Regions from separate parts of the Homo sapiens genome. Here region 2 is linked to region 1. Evidence: chromatin loops called from intact Hi-C (ENCODE). Cell type or tissue: dorsolateral prefrontal cortex. All regions are shown on one strand.

Region 1 (8,000 bases):
CCCCACCTCTCTTCTCATATTTGGGGCCAGTCGGGTGGGGAGAAAACTTCTTACCACATGCAGCCTGTGTACTCCGGTCTGGTGGGATAGCAAGGTCCTGCTGTGCACAGGTCAGGCCCCGGGTGTCCTCCTGCCCTCCACCCAGCCACTGACAAATAGAGCTTTCCTTTGTTTTGCCCTGTGACCAAAGTTCTTATATGCCTTAAAGGGGAAAGAGATTTTTTCTTATACAAAATCACCCAGAAGCCATTCAAGGCAAACAACTCACCCAAGGGCAATCAGGAAACTGCTGACAGAGGCCAGCCAACCAGAACCAGGGTCCCTGGGCACTGGGTGCAGAGCCCAGTACCCTGAGGAAGCTGCCATCAAAGGAGTGACTCATCCCAAATGATGTCGGCATTGACCAATGAAAACAAAAGCTGAGGTAGAGAAACTGTCAGAGGGGCCTTACCTTTCCAAGCCTGGGTACCAACACTCTGAGTCCTCATTGGATCTTCTTTTGAAGACCGACCCCTGCAGGGAGACCCTCGATGAGTAAAAAATATATAAACAAATATAAACAGGTCAGTGAGCCGACCAATCACATCTTACATCCGATGGGATAAAGCCAGTGTGTCAGGGCTGGCCATGGGCTCAAAAATGTGTGGGTAAGAATTAATGTGGAATCATGCTGGGCTTGGTGGCTCAGGCCTGTAATCCCAGCACTTTGGGAGGCCGAAGTGGGCAGATCACTTGAAGCCAGGAGTTCAAGACCCCCCTGCCCTACATGGGGGAAACCCCATCTCTACTAAAAATACAAAAATTAGCCAGGTGTGGTGGTGCAGGCCTATTAATTAATCCCAGCTACTTGGGAGGCTGAGGCAGGAGAATTGCTTGAACCTGGGAGGCAGAGGTTGCTGCAGTAAGCTGAGATTGTGCCACTGCACTCCAGCCTAGGCAACAGAGTGAGACTCTGTTTCAAAAAAAAAAAAAAAAAAGAATTAATGTGGAATCCACACATGTTGAATCAGAAAAATTTTGTACTGCCCTACCTCCCTTTAGCAAAGGAGGACAGGACAATGAAGAATCTATTGGCAAAGCAGAGAAAACAGGCTATATCGCTTGCCAAGCCCCTGGAATTCTGAGAAGGTGCTTCTCCTGTGATAGCGGTCACTGGTACGGCAAGAGGTTGACAATCCCTGGCCAAAACTCCGAAGGGGGTGGCATGTTTCTGCAGAAACGCAGCAGAGGGTCAGGTACCCCAAATGCACCCTCCTTCCTGGTAGCAAGCAGGGTCCCCCGCTGGAAGAGCTGCCTGTTTGGGGCAGGTTTTCTAAATATTAAAATGTCAGTGGCCGGGTGGAGGGCAGGAGGACACCTGGGGCCTGACCTGTGCACAGCAGGACCTTGCTACCCCACCAGACTGCAGTACACAGGCCGCATGTGGTAAGGTTTCTCCCCACCCAACTGGCCCCAAATATGAAAAGAGAGGTGGGGCAGGAAAGCTCTTCCTTGTTTTGGTGGCAGGCAAGTGTCTGTGGTCAGGAGCCATGGAGACTCGTGCCACGGACTGCGAAGCCACCCAGCCATCTGGCCCAAGCTCCTGTGACCGGAAGAGCTTGTTTTGCCCTGTTCCCCCAGAGCCAGCAGCGCAGACCACAGGGGGCTTGCATTATGTTAGCAAATGAAGAAATGCTTTAACAGGAATAGGCAAATTGTCATCTATTTTAAAGATTTACTTCTAACATAGAAACACAATGAAAATCCAGCTATATTATCCACAGAACAACTACAGGGCTTACAAAAAAAACCCTCTTTCATCATGCATGTCAGCGTGACCTGGCGTGTGAGCCCAGTGCAAGCAATGGACTATGTTTCTAGAGACCTTATGCGCAGCTGCACTCCGGGAGAGCACCTAAAGTCTAGGTCTGAGGTCTGGGGGAAGTAAGGCCCAGGCAATCCCTCTCCTGACCCTCTCTACGTTGGATCTGATGTTTCTTCCACAAACTGGGAAGTTCAGGTTCCCCAGAATCTGGCTTTGGATAAGGGGAAGCAGGAACAACTCTACTTTTATATAAAGCTGGACATTTGTCCAAAATTGCTTCCTTGTTGCTGTGCCACTTGGGGACATGAACCAAGTCAGATGAGGCTTCATTTTGGCATCAACACCCCACATCCATCTCATTCAGCCAAGGTCTGTCTGTCCTCCGGTTCCCAGTTCAGTCCCTGGGAAGAAACTGAATTATCCTCTCTTCCAAGTGTGGCCCATGCACTCATCCAGGCCACAGGATCCCCTTGAAGGCTCCCCTGCTGCCCCACACCCACCCCATCTGGAAATTACCAAGTCCTTATGGACTTTGCTCTTTATTCATTCACAAAGAATGTAAGATTCCATTTTTTTAAGAACTGAATAGAAATCCCCGGCATCACCATATCAGGGCGTCTGTTCCACGCCAACTCAGTAATTGCCCCGTTTCTAGTGCTTTTTTTTTTTCTCCACCAAAACCAACTTAAGCTGATTACTGCCATCTCAAACAACCTCACTGGGCTCCAGATATATCCATTTAATATGGCCAAGACAAGCAGCCAACTGCCGTTTTCAAAAGACGATCTGACAGATTCTATTCACTTTCAAAGTAGCTCTCCACGGCTGGAATAATTATCTTTCATTTCCCCCATTCTGACACCTTTCAATGATTTGTTGACATCTGAAGAGTTATGGGCAATCTTAGAAGAGGCAGCTGGACTTTCCGCCCCCAAAGATACAAGCACAAAAAGGATTCCCATACAGCATCTGAAATAACTCTGTTCTTTGCAAATGGATATCCAAATCTGCATGTTAATAGGGACACTTTTATCTTTAAATATAACCTCAAAAAAAGAAGGGGGGACAGTATTCATTTAACTTGTTCACCGCCAACTCAAGAAAATGCACCTTTCCCTCAAAACCAGCGTTCCCTCCCTTGACCCATAAAACCAGAAAAAATGCAGATATGCTGAGTTTTCAAACATCTCATGTTTGCTGCAGTCCTCGTTCGAGGGAGAACAGCAGGAGAAATCCGAGCAAATGGCAAGAGGCCTCCACTGTTTCATCTGCTGCCAATGAGGTTTTAAGTGAGCATCACTGGAATAATGTCTATTAATAATTTGCACTTCTATAGCCCTTTCTTGAGGGTGTCTCTAAGTGCCCTCCCACGAACACAGGCCTCGCTTGCAGGGGAAGAGCTCGACACAGGAATGAACCTCCTGCCTTTGGGCACAGTGCCTCCCAGCTCCTGTCTCAGCACAGAGGCACTTTGTCTTTAAAACTCCAGCAAAATGGGGCCTGGGAGAGGTTTTTTTTGTTTTTTGGTTTTTTTTTTTTTTTGGATATATGTTTTATATATATATATATATATGTATACATTACGCAATTACAAATATAGGTCCCATGACACGCAGGATAAATATGGAATGCAATATCTTCAGATTATTTTCTTTCTCTATTTTTTCTGTCTCCTGCCTCCCCAACACACAAAATTTGAGGACTTTCGTTAACTATTTTAGTAGTCTATCAAACCAAGTGCCTGGTAGATTTCAGTATGGGGGAGTAGTGACAGTGGCCGCAAGAAAGGATCAGATGCAGCCACGATCGTTGTCAGAGATAAATAAACACGAAATAGTGAAGGAAAATGGGACAAGCACGCAGCAGTTTGCAGCCTGGACCAATCACAGTGATGCCTCTTGTGGTGGCCTGGAGCCCTCTGCACAGTCCGGAGAAAAGACTGCCGTGGGGATCGGTTTCTGTTCCGAGAGTACATAGCAGAGTGAGGCTGCTGGGGTTGAAGCCGCTTGTTTGAGTTTTCCAGCTCTAATCAGATCGTCCTCCAAAGAGGGAAGTCTCTAAGGAACCAGGAACACAGACCACATCTGCTGGTCACTTCTTTTCCCCCTCGTAGCTTCCAGCCACAGTCCCTCAATCAACAGCGCCCCTTACTGGCCAGAGGGTTGCAAACCCAGAGGGTACTGGGGTGTCTCAGATAACCGCTGGCAACCTGGAAATGGACATATCTGTATCATCCATCTCCAGTTATAGAATTTTGAACACACTATCGAGAGCAGCTGTTGCAATCCCAGCTCAAGTCTCACGGCCATCCCTCTGTCTTGAACTTGGTCTTGGCGAAGTCAGGTCTCTCTGTGGGAGTTTTATCATCAGGGGAGCTGCTTCTCCCAAGAAACCAATAACCACCAATACTGTGTGTGATCTTAGCAGATCCAAAGCTTCGAGAAGCCTTCATCAAGATCAGACATTGCGACAGGAGAATCCTGTTCCCTGCAAACAGGATGGATTTGGATTCTAAGTGGTTGAAGTCACAGAGCGGTCATTAAAATAACAAAGAGGCACTGGCCTTTTTCAAGCACCTTTCTGGACTTCTCCAAAGAAACCCTGCTGATGAGAGGGCACAGGGTTCATTAGCAATCATCTTGGGTCAGCTGATGACAGGAGTGAAGCCAAGGCTGGCACGGGCGACGACAGAGCAGGCGAGCAGAGTTGACCTGGGTTATTTTAGGTGAGGAGGTGGGCGCAGAGGGAGACAGAGAGGTGGAGGGAGTTTATTTTGGTTGAGGCACTTTATTTTGCTTTCTTGCTTGTGAGGATTCATTTCCCCTGGGTAATTTAAAGTTTGTAAGAACCTTGGAATTCCTTGGAGAGAAAGCACCATTGCAAATAAAGAGGCCACAGCACTAGTGATGGTGGAGAAAGTGGCCAATGCCGTATCTTTAGATGCTTGGGTTTTGGGTTGGGTAGAGTTTTTCGGCACGTTTGGGAAGTGGCTTCTTATATGCCCAGCTCTAGTTTGGGGGCTTCCCATGTGTTTTTGTGTCTAACATGTATTGTTCTCAGCACTGTGCTGATTTTCCATGTGTTCATTCATTTAATTCTCACAACAACCAAAATGCGTTAATTCATTCATTCTGAATCAACTTGTTTAATCAAGAGAATTTGACAATGCCCACCCCCTCTCCCTTGGAAAATAAGGGTTAGCCTAGCAGACTGCTCAGGGTCAGGCTTCTTAATCCCTTTCAATGCCATTGTCAATATATTGAACCCTATTCAGGAATCAGCAATGACTTTCCGTGCCTGCTCCATCAAGTCTCATTTCCTCTGCCTTGCTCAAAAAACCTTTTATAACCCTCTTTATAATGCTCCCACTTCCTCTTCTTCCAGCTGCACCTCTACTTCTCCAAACAAATGTAGAATCCCCATGGCAGTGAGTCGAGTGTCCTGGGTGAGGTGGGAGCTATTGTTCATAATCCATGTTGCTATTGCCCAGTAAGACACATTGCACCCCACAGAATATACCCATTGCCTTTTCTTCAACTTTGGGGGACATACCGAGTCTTCACTATACACAGAGTCTGCAGGTAGATAGAGATCTCTCAGTGGCTTTTCTAGGCAACTTGTTCCCGCTACCCCAGTAGGTATGGACATAACCTCAGCTCTCGACTCTCGGGGAGCACCATCTGGTCATCCATGTGAAAAGAAGAGACAACTCTACCCTGTTATAAAAACATGCCTGACACTTGGAAATAAAGCAAGGGAGGACTGCCCTTCAGTGCCAGCCTGGAGCACTCAGGGTCATCACATTCCCCAGGGGATATGCCTTTGCTTGACCCATTCATTATTGGGCCCAGATTCTGATGTTACATGTTAACTTGTAGATTTTTACAAAATAATTTCCCTTTTTCTTTTTTATTTTTCTTATTTATTTTATTATTATTATTATTATTATTATTATTATTATTTTTGAGATGGAGTCTCACTCTGTCGCCCGGGCTGGAGTGCAGTGGTGTGATCTCGGCTCACTGCAACCTCTGCCTCCCGGGTTCAAGAGATTCTCCTGCCTTAGCCTCCTGAGTAGCTGGGACTACAGGCACATCCCACCACGCCCAGCTAATTTTTGTATTTTTAGTAGAGACGGGGTTTCACCATGTTGGCCAGGCTCATCTCGATCTCTTGACCTCATGATCCGCCCGCCTCAGCCTCCCAAAGTGCTGGGATTACAAGTGTAAGCCACCGTGCCCGGCCTCCCTTTTGATTTCTAAATAATTTTAAAATTTTAGAAATGTTGCAAGAATAATGCAAAGACCTGTTTTTCCTAATTCACTTGAGTAATAAGTTGCTGACATGATGCCCATCACCCTAAAATACTTTAATGTGTATCTCCTATGATTGTGAAAGTCACCCACTTTCATGATCTAAATACAACCACCAAAATGAAGAAATTAACATCGGTACATACTATCATCTCATTCTCAAATGCCATCCACACTTCTCTAGTTGTTTCAATCTCACTAAACTTTTATAGGCAAGGGACCCAATCCAGGATTGCTCATCACACAGAGTTGTCCCATCTCTTTAGTCTCCTTCAATCTAGAACAGTTTCTATCTCTCATGACCTTGACACTTTTGACAATAATAGGCCAATTATTCCGTAGATGTTCCTTAGTGTAGGTTTTTCAGGTGATGCCTTATTATGAGGGTCAGGGATGTCTTTGGCAGAAACATCATCATAGAAGTGATGCTGGGTTCATCTTGTATCTGGCCAAGTGGCACACAATTTTAATTTACCCCAGTCCTGGTGACTTACATGTAAACGAAATAATGAAGGTGATGTTGTCCATGTGCCTCCGCTGTAAAGTTACTTTTTTCCCCCTTTGTAACATACAAGGATCTTGTGGGGAGGTACGTGAGCCTTTGCAAATATCCCATTCCTCATCAGACTTCACTCACTGTTTTTAATATCCACCAGTGTTTCTTCGTTGGATGATTATGATGGTTGCCAATAAATGATTTTCTAATTCCATCACTTTCCTAATATTTATTAGTTGGAATTAGTAATTTTTGTGTAGAGATAGGGTCTCACTATGTTGCCCAGCCTGGTCTCAAACTCCTAGGCTCAAGCAACCCTCCCACCTCAGCCTCCCAAAGTGTTGGGATTCAGTTGTGAGCCACTGTGCCCCGCCATATTAGTTAGAATTCTGCTTTTTCCACTTATACATTCATCTGTTTGTTTATATCGGTAGGAACTCAAGCGTACTTATTTTACTTATCAGGTGATACTCTGCTCCTATCGTTATTCATTTTTATGCCTCAATTATCCCAGTTCTGGCCGGTAGGAGCTCCTTCACTCTGGCTTCTGGGTTCTCCGGACATGTGCCTATAATTCTTTGAGCCCTTCTTTACTTCCTGGCACAAGACGTTCTAGCTTCATCTTGTACTTTCCCTGACTCCTCATCCAGCCTTGGAATTGACCATTTCTCCAAGGAGTTTGGGTTCCTTTAAGTGGGGACTTTAGGAACCAAGATCTGAGCACTGATGTATTGTCTGCTCCCGGGTGGCACTGTTCCCAGGCCCTCCCAGTGAACGGAACTAGGCTACATTTATATACGAGTTGACACTGACACTTCCAATTCCAGTCCAACACCAAAGGGCTTATTCTAGGATTTTTCCCTTCCACATGTGTAACTCCCTTCTTCATTGATGAGAAACCTGGTTCCCTCATCGACCTTAACATACATGATGTTCATAAGGTCCAGAAACAGTTAAATATATATAATATTATTAAAGCCATCTCCAGTCTGTAAAGTAATAATCATAATGTTGTTTTCTATGCATTCAGAATCTACAGACACCCCGTATTGGTTATTGGACCTGTCCTTCAGTGTGTATACAGTGCCACCCTGGCACCCCTCGCAGCCTGCACAGGCACTCTCACAGCCCCCGCCACGCCACATCCTCCTACTCCTACTCCCTGGGAGTATCACACTGCCAAGATGACTCCCCTCTGGCATCGCTCGAATTCACTACTGGGCTAAAAGAATGCCTGGATTCTCCTTCCTCACCACGGATTGCACGACCAGATGTCCCAGCTGTTATCAGAGCTTTCATAAGGTCTGGAGTTCAGCAGGAAAGTCCAGGTGAAATAGGCTTGTCTTGCCACGTATCCCTGTCAACGCTATTGTTCTTTTTGTCCCTC
Region 2 (8,000 bases), 130 kb before region 1:
TATCCAGTCATTGATTGGTGGGCATTTGGGTTGGTTCCATGATTTTGCAATTGTGAATTGTGCAGCCATAAACATGCGTGTGCAAGTATCTTTTTTTGTATAATGACTTCTTTTTCTCTGGGTAGATATCCAGTAGTGGGCTTACTGGGTCAAATGGTAGATCTACTTTTAGTTCTTTAAGAAAACTCCACACTGTTTTCCATAGTGGTTGTACTAGTTTACATTCCCACCAGCAGTGTAGAAGTGTTCCCTTTTCACCGCATCCACGCCAACATCTATTATTTTTTGTTTTTTTGATTATGGCCATTCTTGCAGGAGTAAGGTAGTGTTGCCTTGTGGTTTTGATTTGCATTTCCCTGATCCTTACTGATGTTGAGCATTTTTTCATATGTTTGTTGGCCATTTGTATATCTTCTAAGAATTGTCTATTCATGTCTTTAGCCCACTTTTTGATGGGATTATTTGTTTGTTTGTTTCTTGCTAACATGTTTGAGTTGGTTGTAGATTCTGGATATTAGTCCTTTGTCAGACGTATAGATTATGAAGATTTTCTCCCACTCTGTGGGTTGTCTGTTTACTCTGCTGACTGTTTTGCTGTGCAAAAGCTCTGTAGTTTAATTAAATCCCAGCTATTTATTTTTGTTTTATTGCATTTTCTTTGGGGTTCTTGGTCATGAAATCCTTGCCTAAGCCAATGTCTAGAAGAGTTTTTCCAATGTTATCTTCCAGAATTTTTAGTTTCAGGTCTTAGATCCATCTTGAGTTGATTTTTGTATAAGGTGAGAGAGGGAACTTTTGTTTTTAGCGCTGTTTTCTTTTCTCTTCCTGTGTGATTATTTGTCTCCTTTTGAGAGCCTGACCAGCAAAGGAGAAGGGAGGTGTCAGAGGCAGGACTCAACAACTTGGCCTTGAGGCAGGTTCTAAGAGCCATGCCCCACCCAACAGCTGACCCTTGGCAGTCCTTCTGTCTACTTTTTCTTGCCTTAGCTACCTTCTCAAGGGCACCAAATGAAGGAAGGGTCATGGCTCCCAGGTCCTGTGAGAAAAACCTGTTCCCAAGTTGGAATATTTCATTGAGTTAAACTTCTAACCAATCTGCACTGATCACTGGGTGTCTTAGTCCATTCGGGCTGCTCTAACAAAATATCTTAGACTAGGTAATTTATAAATAATAGAAATTTATGTCTCACAGTTCTGGAGGCTGGAAAGTTTAAGATCAAGGTGCCAGCAGATTTTGTGTCTGGTGAAGCCTCCATCTCTGCTCCACAGAGGGCACCTTTTCCTGTGTCCTCAGACAGTAGAAGGGCAAAAAGGAACTAACAGACTCCCTCAAACCCTTTTATAAGAACACTAATCCCATCCATGAAGGTGGAGCCCTCATGACATAAACCACCTCTTAAAGGCCCCATCGCCTAATACTATGGCAGTGGGGATTAGGTTTCAACATGAATTTAAGGAGGGAGGCAAACACTCAAACTGTAGCACTGAGTACCAAGAAGAATTAAAAAGGGGAAAAGAAATGGCTAGGTAGTCTTAGAATCTTCCCAAATCTCCCTGTAAAATAGAAAGAGCAACTAGAATAGCAAAGCGAAAAGAGCCATGGACAGTATCCACAACAGAGCTGGTAGTGAGGTAATCCTCCCAGACACCAAATACTAACAGGTCTGGGCAAAGCATTTACAGTTCAAGAACTGTGTGGTGGCAGCATTAGTGCCGGAAGAAGACACGTGATAAAAACTGTGGTTCTGAAGATACTGAGAGCTTGAGAATCACACAATCACCTGCAGGTATTCACCAGAGGGCACAGCAAGACCATCTGAGTACAGCAACCAAAACCAGGAGAGCTATCTGAAAACCCAATGCATGGCTAAGTGCAAGAGGACTGTGATACAATAAGGTCTGATGGTGTCGGGGTGATTTGAGCTCCATATGCCCTCAAAGTGAACAGAGTCTCTTCCAATACAAAGCCTTGCACTGATGAGTATCTGGGCAGATCAATACAGGCAAGGAAAAAAGATCCAGATAAATGGGATGGGGGTGGGCAGAGCAGAAGAGGCAGCTCTCAAAACCTTTGGAGATTTTTGTTTTATTTCCTTGCGAAAGGAACAGGAGAGGGAGCTCTAGAGCCTTTGAACTGGAAAGGTTGCCCCAGCATACCCTTCACTCCTAAAAGTATAGGAAAATTCATTTCATTTAGAAAATAAACAACAGAAAAGCATTGTGGTAAAAACTTATAAAAAGTTAAGAAGGAAAAAATGAAAAGAAAGAGCAGAAAAAATTCCTACAAAACGATGAAAGCGTGTCCAAAAGGAATGCCCACAAAACATTTCAAATATTATGAAACAAGTTAAAGAAAATTAAGAAAATGATAGAAGCTATGAAAGAATAACATACCTCAGAATTAGAAAAAAAGCTCAGAAATAAGGTGACTGGAGAAAAAAAATGCTTGAAAAGAGGGATGGCACAGTTTAGAAAATAACTAGAAATATAAAAAGAAAGGTCTGGAGAAAGACACTGATGTAAGAAATCATAGAAATACAAAGGACAGAAGAGCATGTTAAATGACACTGTGGGACGCAATGAATTCCGGACTGTGGAAAATTCTAAGTCAAATGGCTCCGTTTTTTCAACAACAAAAATGGAGGGGTTAAAAAGAAAGAAAGAAGAGGAAATGTATAAAGAAAAGAGATTTATAAGTCATTTCAAGCAAATGCAAAGTAGGAATCTTATTTCAGTTCTGGTTCAAACAATCAATTTTTTAAAATATAAAGCAACCAGGAAAATATAAACATGACAATATTTAATAATATTAAGGGATTAATATTTTTAAGTATAATAAAAATATTGTGATTTTTTAAAAATAATGATTATCTATTAGAGATGCATACTGAAACGTTTATAAATAACAGTACTTAATGTCTGGGCTCACTACAAATTATCCAGGAACAGTGGGAACAGAGGCAGATATAGAAGAACAAGATTATCCTGTATTGATATATATCAAAGCTGATTGATGAGTACTTGATTGTTCTTTGTATTATACTCTCTACTTTTGACTGTCTGAATATTACTGTAATTCAAAGCTTAATGAACAAACAAATAATAAGGGAAGTCTTAGAGCTTGGCATCCACCAGGAAGGAATACCTTTTGCTTCTTTCCTGAGAGGGCTGTGCTACCTGGAGAGGGTTTCAATAGATGCAGACATACATTGTAACCCATCCCCTTCAGCCCTTCTTCCCATTCAAGTGTTCCAGTATATTTGTCCCTAAACTGAACTAGATGTGTTACTCTGTCACTTGCTAGAATATAAGATCTATGAAGGCAAGAATTTGTCAATTGTGTTACCATTGTATCCCCAGGACCCAGAATAGTGCCTGGCACGTAATAGGCCTTCTGTAAATATTTGCTGTTTAATTGAGTGAATCGTCATGACTGATCCCAGGACATAATCCCAGGCTGTAACTACCACTGTGTGTTTTTTCTTGGAGAGAAGAGGGAGAATTCTTTACTTTGTAGACCTAAGCTTGGGTTACCTGCAGAAGTGGCCTCTAAAATGTGAGATAAACAATGTCTGACCTTGTAGCAATGGAGAACTTCAGGCAGCTGCTGAGCTGCTGAAGGTCCACAGAGTGTGAAAGGACTGAGCAATGTGACTAATGATTGCTTCCCTTTGCAAAGTATCCAGTATCCAGTATTCAGCCAATAAGCCTTACATTAGATGTAGTGTTAAATATGTTGGTAATTGATGGGAATAAATAAATGTAAATTTTATATATTATTTGTTTACATACGTGATATTACAAAATATATATTTGGCCTTCCTCCCTGTTTCCTGGCATACAACACTTAACGTCAACATCCTTGGACTCTTCAAAGTGGTGTGTCTTATTTGTAGGGAAAAGAAAGAGAAATCAGACTGTTACTGTGTCTATGCAGAAAAGGAAGACATAAGAAATTCCATCTTGATCTGTGCCAAGAAAATTGTTTTGCTGTTAATCTGTAACTTTAGCCCCAACCCTGTGCTCACAGAAACATGTGCTGTATGGAATCAAGGTTTAAGGGATCTAGGGCCGTGCAGGATGTGCCTTGTTAACAATATGTTTACAGGCAGTATGCTTGGTAAAAGTCATCGCCATTCTCCATTCTCGATTAACCAGGGGCACAATGCACTGCGGAAAGCCACAGGGACCTCTGCCCAAGAAAGCTTGGGTATTCTCCAAGGTTTCCCCCCATTGAGACAGCCTGAGATACGGCCTCGTGGGAAGGGAAAGACCTGACCGTCTCCCAGCCCGACACCCGTAAAGGGTCTGTGCTGAGGAGGATTAGTAAAAGAGGAAGGCCTCTTGCAGTTGAGTTAAGAGGAAGGCCTCCATCTCCTGCATGTCGCTGGGAATGGAATGTCTCGGTGTAAAACCCAATCATACATTCGTTCTATTCTGAGATAGAAGAAAACTGCCCTGTGGCTGAAGGCGAGATATGCTGGCGGCAATGCTGCTCTGTTACGCTTTGCTACACTGAGATGTTTGGGTGGAGAGAAGCATAAATCTGGCCTACGTGCACATCCAGGCATAGTGCCTTCCCTTGAACTTATTTATGACACAGATTCTTTTGCTCACAAGTTTTCCTGCTGACCTTCTCCCCATTATCACCCTGTTCTCCTGCCGCATTCCTCTTGCCGAGATAGTGAAAACAGTAATCAATAAGTACTGAGGGAACTCAGAGACCGGTGCCGGTGTGGGTCCTCCATATGCTGAGCGCTGGTTCCCTGGGCCCACTGTTTTTTCTCTATACTTTGTCTCTGTGTCTTATTTCTTTTCTCAGTCTCTTGTCCCACCTGATGAGAAATACCCACAGGTGTGGAGGGGCTGGCCCCCTTCATTGTTGAAGCTAATGAGTTGACTGGTAGCTGGGGGCCTATAGGTAGCTTCAGGAAGGTGGCTGCTCACTAAAAAGATCAATTCAGGATTAGAGTTGGGACTTTCAGCCCAAGCTCCAACCCCTGAGGAAGAGAGAGGGGTTGAAGGTTAAGTTGATTGCCAATGACCAGTGATTTATCCAATCATGCCTACACACTGAATCTTCCATAAAAACCTCCAAAGGAATGAGTTTGGAGAGCTTCCCAATAGCTGAACAGGTTGCAGTTCCTCGAGGGTGGAGCACCCGGGGAGGGCATGAAAGTACCATGTCCCTTCACCCATACTGTCATGGTTTGGCTGTGTCCCCACCCAAATCTCATCTCGTATCAAGGCCTAATCCTTCAATAAGAGAAATCACTGGTTGATTGTCTCCCACAATTCCCACCTGTCATGGGAGGGACCCAGTGGGAGGTAATTGAATCATGGGGGTGAATCTTTCCTATGTTGTTGTCGTGATAGGGAGTAAGTCTCATGAGATCTGATGATTTTATAAAAAGGAGTTCCCCTGCACAAGTTCTCTTTCATTGACTGCTGCCATCCACATAAGCTGTGACTTGCTCCTTCTTGCCTTCTGCCATGATTGTGAGGCCTTCCCAGCCATGTGGAACTGTGAGTCCATTAAATCTCTTTCCTTTATAAATTACCCAGCCTTGGATATGTCTTTATTAGCAATGTGAGAACAGACTAATACACATGCCTTGTCCTGTGCCTCTCTTCATCTATATCCTTTGTAATTCTTTTGTAATGTCCTTTAGAATAAACCAGTAAAGTAAGTGTTTCCCTGAGTTCTGTGAGCCACTCTAGCAAATTAATCAAATTCAAGGAAGGGTTTTGGGAACCCCCAATTTACAGCCAATTGTCAGAGGCACAAGTAAACAACTTGAGGCTTGGAATTGTCATTGGAAGTGGGGAGCAGTCATGTGGGGCTGAATGCTCAATCTGTAGGATCTGATACTATTTCCAGGCAGATAGTATCAGAATTGAACTGAGTTCCAGGATGACACTCAGCTGATATCTGCAACAGAATTGATTGCTTGCTTCATGTGTGGGGAGATACTCCCACATATTTGGTTACAGAGAGACCAGAAGAAAAAGTTTATTTTTCTCTACAGAACGTCATTATTTGGTTGGTTGGTTTGCTTCATCAATGAGGATGCTTAAAAACTAAGTGTAGCCCTTGCACCATTTTAGTTGAGAAAGAGTATGTTACAACGGAAAATGTAAAATTTTTCAAAATAGACAGACTTTAGTTCAAATCCTGGCCCTGAAAGTTAGCTGTTAATGTTGTAGAATGTTTATTAATCATTTTGTGCTCCAATTTTCTTAATAATAAAATAGGACTGTTAATATTCTCTACAGACTAATATCCCTCCTGAATATAGACATAAAAATTTAAATTCAATAATATGTAGAAAAGATAATACATCATAACCAAGTGGGGATTATGCCAGGAATGCAAGGTTGGTTTACATTTTGAAAAGACATAGATATAATTCATCATATTAACAGATTAGAAAGGAAAAACCATATGATCATCTTAATAAATGTAAAAAAGGCACTTGACAGAATGCAACATGCATTCCTGATAGAAACTCACAAACCCTAGGAATAGAAGGGACATTCCTCAATCTGATAAAGGAAATTTATTAATAAAACCAACAGTTTGTATCATATTTAACAACGAAGAATGAATACTTTCTCCCTAAGATTGGAAATCAAGCAAGAATATCTGTTTTCACCACTCCTAATCAATATTGTGGTAAAGATTCTACCCATGGGGAAAAGGCAAGGAAAAAAAAAGACATTCATATAGGAAAGGAAGAAATAAGTACTTCCTTTTGTGACTGGCTTATTCCTTAAAGATGATCATTGATGGAGAAAATCCTAAAGAATCTATTAAACAAGACTATTAGACCTAACAAGTGAACTTAGCAAGGTTGCAGGATACAAGGTCAATATTTTAAAAATCAATTGTATTTCTATATACAACGAATAGTTGGGAATTAATACCTTCTATGATATCATAAAAATGTTTAGGTATAAATCTGATGAAAGATGTGGAGGGTCTATACGCTGAAAACTATAAAACGCTTCTGAGAGAAACTAAAGAAGCCCTAAATAAATGGAGAAGTATACCATATTTATGGATCAGGAGACTCAGGATTAAGATGTAAGTTCTCCCCAAATTGATCTATAGATTCCACAAAATCCCAACAGTTTTTAAAAATAAAAATGGACAAGCCAATTCTCTCTCTCTCTGACACACACACACACACACACACACACACACACACTGCACACCACACACCACACACCACACACACACTCCCCTTTTCTATCCATCTATTGGGCCATATGCACAAAGAAAGACCTGGACTGTTCTATAGCAAATATTAACTCTGGTTATGCTGATGGTAGGATTTCAGATAATTTGCTGTTTTCCTCTTACATTTTTCTCTCTTGCTCAAATTTTGTAACTGAATATTTCTGATGTTAATAAATAATAAATCACTATTCCAAGAAATGCTCCTCTCACAGTTTGGCTGCTTTATCTTTGCCATAAATAATTGCTAATCAATCTTGAAAGGACAGATAAGTAAATACTGAATTGAAGAGTCTCAAAGGGAATCCTGCACAATATACTCTCAAAGTACTGTACAGGAGTCACTTCAACCTTAATCTCTTTCCTTACATGGAGTAATTTGGGATAGAATCAACCAGTGATTTCTCTTATTGAAGGATTAGGCCATGTTGTTAATAAAGTGGCCATCTAGACAATGAAAACGAAATAAGTATTCTCTCGTCAATTCCTAGGTAAGTGATTTCTGGTCATTTGAGAGTAAAAAATGCTCATCAATAGTTTTGTCACTTTATTTAAGCTGCCTTAAGAGTAAGGATTATGTTTGACCCAGAAAACCTTACCAGTGTGGTCGAGACCTCCAAGAGGGTTATTGTCCTCACATAGCAAGAAAGCACGAGGTAAGCAGTGTAGGGCTAGAGTGGTTGCTTGACCAGCCATGTCCACTGGGACTCAGACTGGCTTGCTCTTCCTGCTCTACTAATCTTAACTTGAGGCTTTCCTT

What was found. Hi-C counts contacts between places; a loop is a spot of excess contacts. Peaks named below come from ENCODE experiments on the same cell type or tissue, not always from the same donor. Only the 100,000 strongest peaks of a DNase experiment are listed, where the experiment ranks them.
Region 2: it touches region 1 in a loop (8-fold over the local background); 45 of 110 quality-filtered maps call a loop at or near these places.

What each region holds. Positions count from the first base shown.
Region 1 is chr21:33,123,558-33,131,557 of GRCh38, forward strand. LOC101928107 (a long non-coding RNA gene) reads right to left here and starts at 143. Exons shown (of 3, transcript NR_109961.1): 1 at 55-143. In dorsolateral prefrontal cortex, a CTCF peak has its summit at 3,954 (motif pointing left); DNase peaks (open chromatin) are centred at 3,214 and 3,944; H3K4me3 peaks cover 1,088 bases; H3K27ac peaks cover 4,490 bases; H3K27me3 peaks cover 534 bases.
Region 2 is chr21:32,992,409-33,000,408 of GRCh38, forward strand. No RefSeq gene overlaps it. Among named protein-coding and RNA genes, the nearest start is that of OLIG2, 30 kb to the right of the region's middle. In dorsolateral prefrontal cortex, a CTCF peak has its summit at 2,141 (motif pointing right); no DNase peak of the experiment used is centred here.